Regions from separate parts of the Homo sapiens genome. Here region 2 is linked to region 1. A link is an interaction called in ENCODE POLR2A ChIA-PET data of the cell type or tissue named here. Cell type or tissue: HepG2. All regions are shown on one strand. Region 1 overlaps ATL2 (atlastin GTPase 2). Region 2 has its middle 8.1 kb from the start of LINC01883.

Region 1 (4,000 bases):
CTAGTAACATTTTATCTTTTATTGCAAAGATGCTCTGATTGTGGCGGCAATGCTTCTTTAATCATAGGGAGGATAATGTAGTGGGAAAAGAATGAGGAATCAAATGAGTGATTTCACTTAAGCTCTCAGAGCCTGGAGCCCTCATATAAGGTAGTGATAATCCGTAACAAGGCTGTCGTGGGAAACAGATGATAGGGTGCAAGTGTTTTGTAGTACTTTAAAGTTTGTAAAACTGTCTTAAGGCACAGTAACATATATGTAAGAATGTACCAGTGTGACTACTTGTGTTATTATGCTATTATATATAATGTGTATATTTGCAATAAAAAGTTATAATTTTTTCCTGTGGACAGAGATTTAGTTTGGGCAAGGGTGGTAGGCAAGTTTTAAATTTTAGCTGTAAAATGCTGATAATATGTTCATGATAGGGTTATTGTAAGTATCAAATGTGTTAAAAGTGCTTAACCCACTGCCAAATATTCTGTCGGAGGTGGTTATTACCATAATGGGTGGTTATTTAAGATGAGACTTTGAACTAAAAAGTAATTTTCAAAATAGGCAACTTGGAAGGTGTTTGTTCAGTTATTAACATAAGATGTGATCATTCATGCTTCTTAGCTATCTTCATTTTAATAAATGTGCATTTTAGACAATCCTGTGGCAAAGTAGTTCTTCTGGAATTGTTTATTTCAATTGCAGGATTTCATATGAGTTAATTTCATAGTTTAAGGTTATGGCAGTTTCCAAGTACAGTTGTCCCTTGGTATCCATGGGAAATTAGTTCCAGAACCTCCCTCTGATGACAGAATTCAAGGATGTTCCAGTCCCTGGAACATGGTATAGTATTTGCATATAACCTATGTGCATCCTCCCGTACACTTGAATCTCTACACTATAATACCTAATACAATGTAAATCATTGTTATACTGTATGCTTGGGGAATAATGACAAGAAAAAATTGTACATGTTCAGTACAGATGCAGTTAAATAATTTTTCTATTCCTGGTTGGTTGAATTCATGGATGTAGAACCCATAGATATGGAGGGCTGACTTGACTGTATAGTGCATTGGCTTTTCAAACAGTAAATCTGCAAAATCTAACTTGGGTCTGTTATGCACAGGATTGCCAAAAAAAAAAAAAAAAACAATTAACATGAAACCATACTAACAGTGAATCTCATAAAAACCTTATTTTTCCCTTCATTTAATCCTTTAGAATAGAGTCATGGACAGTGATTAGAACTACATCCATCTTTAACATTTTAACTTGAGTTCTGCAAACTTCCTATGATTTTTGAAATGGATTTAGAATGGAGGCTTGGATTTTAATACTAGGTCTATGATGTTTTATTTTTATGTATTTATTTATTTTGAGACAGAGCCTCCCTCTGTCACCCAGGCTGGAGTACAGTGGCGTGATCTTGGCTCACTGCAATCTCCACCTCGTGGGTTCAAGCGATTCTTGTGCCTCAGCCCCTGAGTATCTGGGACTACAGACGCGTGCCACCACGTCCAGCTAATTTTTGTATTTTTAATAGAGACAGGGTTTCACCATGTTGGCCAGGCTGGTCTCGAACTCCTGACCTCAGGTGATCCACCCACCTTGGCCTCCCAAAGTGCTGAGATTACAGACATGAGCCACCGCACCCTGCCTGGGTCTGTAATGTTTTTCTGTAACATTTTTTTTTTTCCTTCCCAGTGGTTAATATCTACCCTAGCAAACTTACAGTAATTTTTTTAAAAATTTTGTTTTGTTTCTATGTTTTTTGAAACGAGGTCTTGCCCTGTTGCCAAGGCTGGAGTGCAGTGGCGTGATCACCGCGGTTTTGACCTCCCTGGCTCAAGTAATCTTCCTGAATCAGCCTCTTCAGTAACTAAGACTACAGGAGTGTGCTACCACACCTGGCTAGTTTTTAAAATTTTTTGTGGAGATGTGGTCTCCCTGTGTTGTCCAGGTTAGTCTCAAACTTCTGGACTCAAGTGATCCTTCCATCTCTGCCTCCCAAGTGTTGGGATTACAGGCATCAGCCACCACACCCAGCCATTTCTTTCTTTCTTTTTTTTTTTTTTAATTAAAGAGATAAACCCTATAAATGCCATTTAGAAATTTGAAAGCCTTCTATAAAGAAACTCCTCAAAGGAGGAAAGTTGGCATGGTAAATGGAGAGCTTTTTAAAAATTTCAGTGAATGAATTTGTGGGATGCCAAAAGTTGGTTTAATTTCACCTTTATCAGAATGGGGGAGTTGATTTTTGCCATTTCCTAATCTTTTTTATCTTTTTGTATTTTTTTCCTTATTTTTTTCCCCCCCGAGATAGGGGCTAGCCTTGTTGCACAGGCTGGAGTGCAGTGGCTCAATCATAGCTCGCTGCAACCTTGAACTTCTGGGGTGCACCCCCCACCCCCGCCATTTCAGCTTACTATGTAGCTAGGTCTACAGGCTTGCACTACCCTGCTGGGCCAGGGGTTGATTTTTTTGTTTTGTTTTGTTTTGTTTCGTTTTGAGATCGAGTCTTGCTCTGTCACTCAGGCTGGAGTGCAGTGGCACAGTCTTGGCTCACTGCAACCTCCACCTCTGGGTTCAAGAGATTCTTCTGCCCCAGCCTCCCAAGTAGCTGGGACTACAGGCACCCGCTACCACGCCTAATTTTTGTATTTTTTAGTAGAGACGGGTCTTACCACGTTGGTCAGGCTGGTCTCAAACTTCTGACCACAAGTGATCCGCCCGCCTTGGGCTCCCAAAGTGCTGGGATTACAGGCATGAGCCACTGTGCTGGCTGGGTTGATTTTTTTTTTTTTTTTTTTTTTTTTTTTTTTTTTGGGACAGAGTCTCACTCTGTCTCCCAGGCTGGAGCGCAGTGGCGCGATCTTGGCTCACTGTAACCTCCGCCTCCCAGGTTCAAGTGATTCTCTTGCCTTAGCCTCCCGAGCAGCTGAGATTACAGGTGCCCGCCACCGTGCCCGGCTAATTTTTGTATTTTTAGTAGAGACAGACCAGGCTGGTTTCAAACTCCTGACCTCAGGTGATCCACCCACCTCGGCCCCCAAAGTGCTGGGATTACAGGTGTGAGCGACCGCCCGGTCTTGATTTTCTTTCTTTTTTTTTTTTTTTTTTTTTGACGGAGTCTCGCTGTCGCCCAGGTTGGAGTGCAGTGGCGGGATCTCGGCTCACTGCAGGCTCCGCCCCCCGGGGTTCACGCCATTCTTCTGCCTGAGCCTCCCGAGTACCTGGGACTACAGGCGCCCGCCACCTCGCCCGGCTAATTTTTTGTATTTTTTTTAGTAGAGACGGGGTTTCACCGTGTTAGCCAGGATGGTCTCAATCTCCTGACCTCGTGATCCACCTGCCTCGGCTTCCCAAAGTGCTGGGATTACTGGCGTGAGCCACCGCGCCCGGCTTTGATTTTTTTTAATGACAAATCCGAGAGGAGTTTTGACGGGAAAACACCCCTGTTCTTAGAATTTTTTCAAGATGGCTATTAATAGCATCTTCATAAATTGCTGTTTTCTTTTTATCAGCACTTTAATTTTTATTTTTTATTTATGTACTTATTTTTGAGATAGGGTCTCAAATATGCAGCCTCCACCTTCTGGGCTCAAGTGAACCTCCTGCCTTAGTCTCCTGAGTAGCTGGGACTTACAGGTGTGTGCCACCATGCCTGGCTAATTAAAAAAAAAAAATTGGCCGAGCATGGTGGCTCACGACTGTAATCCCAGCACTTTGGGAGGCTAAGGCGGGTGGATGACAAAGTCAGGAGTTCGAGACCAGCCTGACCAACATAGTGAAACCCCGTCTCTACTAAAAAAATTTATTTATTTTTTCTTTGAGACAGAGTCTTACTCTGTCGCCCAGGCTGGAGTGCAGTAGAGCAGTCTCGGCTCACTCTACCTTCTGAGTTCAACTGATTCTCGTGCCTCTGCCTCCCAAGTAGCTGGGATTACAGGCATGTGCCACCACGCCCAGCTAATTTTGTATTTTTAGTAGAGATGGGGGTTTC
Region 2 (4,000 bases), 52 kb before region 1:
GGTTGCAGTGAGCCAGCCATGATTGCACCACTGCACTGCAGCCTGGATGACAGAGTGAGACCTTGTCTCAAAAAAAAAAAAAAAAAATTTAAACATTTAAAAATGAGAGAGATAGGGCTGAGCCAAACCCTGTGTGTCACGTTAATGGGCAGTGGAAATTGAAGTTTCCCCATTGACAAGGGGAAACCAAAGAAGAATTTTAAGTAGGAGAGTAACTGTGGCAATTCCAGCTTTTGGCCCACATGAAGTTCCCTCCTCCTCTTCTCTCACTGGTCACTCTTGCTCTCTGACAGGATATACCTTCTGCTCTCCACGTTTATAACCAGCCAGCTCTAGCAAAACCCCTGATGGCCATTTTAGTCAGAGGCCCTACATCCTTTCACTATACAGACTGTAGGATTTTGGGTCCCAAAACATGTTACCCACTCGATGACCTGTTTTATTTGCCAGACTTGACTTAAATGGTTAATCATATTTCTTAATAGTTTGTATGGTTTGGCTCTGTGTCCTCACCCGAATCTTGATGAAATGTAATTTGCAATGTTGGGGAAGAGACCTGGTAGGAGATGATTGGATTGTGGGGGTGGATTTGCCCCTTCCTGCTCTCGTGATAGTGAGTTTTCGTGAGATCTGGGTGTTTAGGTCTTATTGTTTAAAAGTGCATAGCCCCTCCCAATTGGCTCTCTCTCCCTTTCTGCTTTCCAGCCATGAGAAGACATGCCTTGCTTCTCCTCTTCACCTTCTGCCATGATTGTAAGTTTCCTGAGGCTTCCCCAGCTATGCAGAACTGTGAGTCGATTAAACCTCTTTTCTTCATAAATTACCCAGTCTCACGTAGTTCTTTATACCAATGTGAGAATGGACTAACACAATAGTCAAGATAAAAGAAGTCGGGACTTCCCACTAAACAAACTATGAATCTCAGTTCCAGATGCTTGGATAGTCTAAGTTTTGGGCTGTAGTCATCGTTGGTGCTACAAGAATGATGAATTTTAGAGGTCAGTAGGTTGAGTTCTGACTGCAGGAGAAAACAAATCTTACTCTGGTCCAACAGCTTAATACCTGTTTTATTTGAGGATGATCCAGTGTGGTAGTCAGGGTTCTCCAGAGGAACAGAACCAGTAGGATGTGTGTGTGTGTGTGTGTTTGTGTGTGTGTAAAGAAAGTGGCTCACTCAGTTTTAGAGGCTGGCAAGTCTCAAGATCTGCAGGGTGATTCAGCAAACTAGAGACCCAGGAGAGTCGGTGATGTAGTTCCAGTTAAAGTGGAAAGGCCTAAGAACCAGAAGAGCTGATAGTGTAGTTCCAGTCTGAAGGCCAGTAGGCTTGAGACCCAAGAAGAACTGACGTTTCAGTTTGAGTCTGAAGGCAGGAAAAACGAATGTCCCAGTTCAAAGGCAGTCAGGCAGGAGGAATTCTCTCTTACTTAGGGGAGGGTCAAACTTTTGTTTTCTTCAGTCTTTCAACTTATTGAACATCAGACAGGAGAATCTGCTTTACTCAATGTATTAGTCCATTCTTGCACTGCTATAAAGAAATACCCAAGACTGGGTAATTTATAAAGAAAAGAGGTTTAATTGGCTCACCATTCTGCAGGCTGTACAGGAGGCATAGCAGCTTCTAGGGAGGCCTCAGGAAACTTAAAATCATGGTGGAAGGTGAAGGGAAAGCAGGCACATCTTACCTGGCCAGAGCAGGAGCAAGAGAGAGGGAGGAGATGCCACATACTTTTAAACAACCAGATTTCCTGAGAACTCTATCATGAGAACAGCACCAAAGGTGAATATCTGCCCATTGATGCAATCACTCCCCACCAGGCCCCACCTCTAACACTGGGGATTACAATTCAACACGAGATTTGGGTAGGGACACAGATCCAAACCATATCACTCAGTCTATCAAGTTAAATGTTAATCTTATCCAAAAACACTCTCACATCCAAAATAATGTTTGACCAATATCTGGGTACTCTGTGACCCAGTCAGGTTGACAGAAAATTAACCATCACACCCAGTACATCAACAATATTTATACACTATAAAATCATCAATAGCCAGGTGTGGTGGCTCACACCTGTAATCCCAGCACTTTGGGAGGCCAAGGTGGGCAGATCACCTGAGGTCAGGATTTCGAGAGCAGCCTGGCCAACATGGCGAAACCCCATCTCTACTAAAAGTACAGAAATTAGCTGGGCGTGGTGGCAGGCGCTTGTCATCCCAGCTACTCAGGAGGCTGAGGCAGGAGAATTGCTTGAACCCGGGAGGCAGAGGTTGCAGTGAGCTGAGATCAGGTCACTGCACTCCAGCCTGGGCGACAAGAGCCAGACTCCATCTCAAAAAAAAAAAAAAAAAATCATTGACAATTTGTGCAGCACATACAAGGTATGTTTATTTCACAGGCATCCTGGGTTTTGCAAGCTTTATCGTTTGTTTTTTTTTTCTTTTGAGATGAAGTCTCGCTCTGTTGCCCAGGCTAGAGTGCAGTGGTGTGATGTCGGCTCACTGCAAGGTTCGCCTCCTGGGTTCACGCCATTCTCCTGCCTCAGCCTCCCGAGTAGCTGGGACTACAGGTGCCCGCCACCACGCCCGGCTAATTTTTTGTATTTTTTTTTTAGTAGAGACACGGTTTCACCGTGTTAGTCAGGATGGTCTCGATCTCCTGACCTCGTGATCCGCCTGCCTCGGCCTCCCAAAGTGCTGGGATTACAGGCGTGAGCCACCGCGCCCGGCCAGCTTTATCGTTTTTATCAGCTAAGTTTTTAAAATTGAAAGTCCCCCCCAAAGGGGCAGCATATATGTAAATACCTATTTTTATCTACCTGTACTTCCTTCACTAATATTTTAATTATCTTTGGTCCTTCCTTTGAAGGATGAAAAATTTAAAGCTACATGTTTCGTATTTTCTTTGAGCCTTCTATCTTGTGCCTTTCTTGTTTTTGGTGATATTTTTAGAAAAAGATATTTAAAATGGTCATTATCAGTACTGTGGGCTCCTAATGAGGAGGAGGGAGGTAATTGGAACCAATGTTGACTTAGAGTGGAGGGGAGAGAGCTGGGGAAAGTGGCTGGAGACCCCTCCTCCACAGGAGGACCTGTGGTCCAAACCACTAAGCTAGGGTAGAGCTGAGTCTGATCCAGCTGGTCTGGTCTGTGGAGATTCTATCTGGGCTGAACATGCAGGGCACAAAATGAGATTTCTAAGGAGAGTTTGGGTGCGCTATTTGTATCCAACATGTTTATTCAAGTATCCATCTGTCCTGGGGAAGAGACTAGAACAAACAGGGCCCCAGCCAGTGCTACCAGGGTTCATGGAAGGACAGGGAGCTGGAAAGGTAATTGGAACCAGAGGTCACTGCAGAGAACAGTAATACAGATGGGCCACGTGCAGTTGCTTGTGATAGGGAGACTACAGGTGCACACTCCTATAGACACAGATTCATTCTTGCCAGGAACACTGGGCATGGGACTCTTTTCACCTCCCCCTCAACGGTAGGTGATATGGTTTGGTTGTGTTCCCAACCAATCTCATCTTGAATTGTAGTTCCATAATCACCACGTGTGTGAGCGAAACCAGGTGGAGATAAATGAATCATGGGGGCAGTTTTCCCCATTGTGTTCTTGTGATAGTGAGTTAGTTCTCACAAGAGCTGATGGTTTTATAAGGGGCTTCCCCGCTTCACTGGGCACTCATTCTCCTGCCGCCCTGTGAAGAGGTGCCTTCTGCATGATTGTAAGTTTTTCTGAGGCCTCGCCAGCCATGCAGAACTGTGAGTCAATTGAAATATTTTCCTTTATAAATTACCTAGTCTCCGGTATTTCTTCATAGCAGTGTGAGAACCGACTAATACAGTAGGGAAGGCTCTACGTGCATTGTGAGACTGAACTTCCAATTCTGAAGAGCTTTCCTCTTCGCCCTCTTTGGTATTTATTCCACAGTTACCACTGTCTTACATTTACATTTGTTACTTTACAGTTTACATCAGAGCAGTTTCATGCATAGTG

The links. ChIA-PET counts read pairs that join two places held together with the same protein. Peaks named below come from ENCODE experiments on the same cell type or tissue, not always from the same donor. Only the 100,000 strongest peaks of a DNase experiment are listed, where the experiment ranks them.
Region 2: POLR2A ChIA-PET joins it to region 1 with 8 read pairs; 8 of 35 experiments call an interaction of 5 or more read pairs at or near these places.

The regions. Positions count from the first base shown.
Region 1 is chr2:38,369,271-38,373,270 of GRCh38, reverse strand. The region is part of intron 1 of ATL2 (atlastin GTPase 2); the gene reads left to right. Among named protein-coding and RNA genes, the nearest start is that of ATL2, 6.0 kb to the left of the region's middle. In HepG2, no CTCF peak of the experiment used is centred here; a DNase peak (open chromatin) is centred at 2,460.
Region 2 is chr2:38,421,175-38,425,174 of GRCh38, reverse strand. No RefSeq gene overlaps it. Among named protein-coding and RNA genes, the nearest start is that of LINC01883, 8.1 kb to the left of the region's middle. In HepG2, no CTCF peak of the experiment used is centred here; no DNase peak of the experiment used is centred here; H3K27me3 peaks cover 1,133 bases.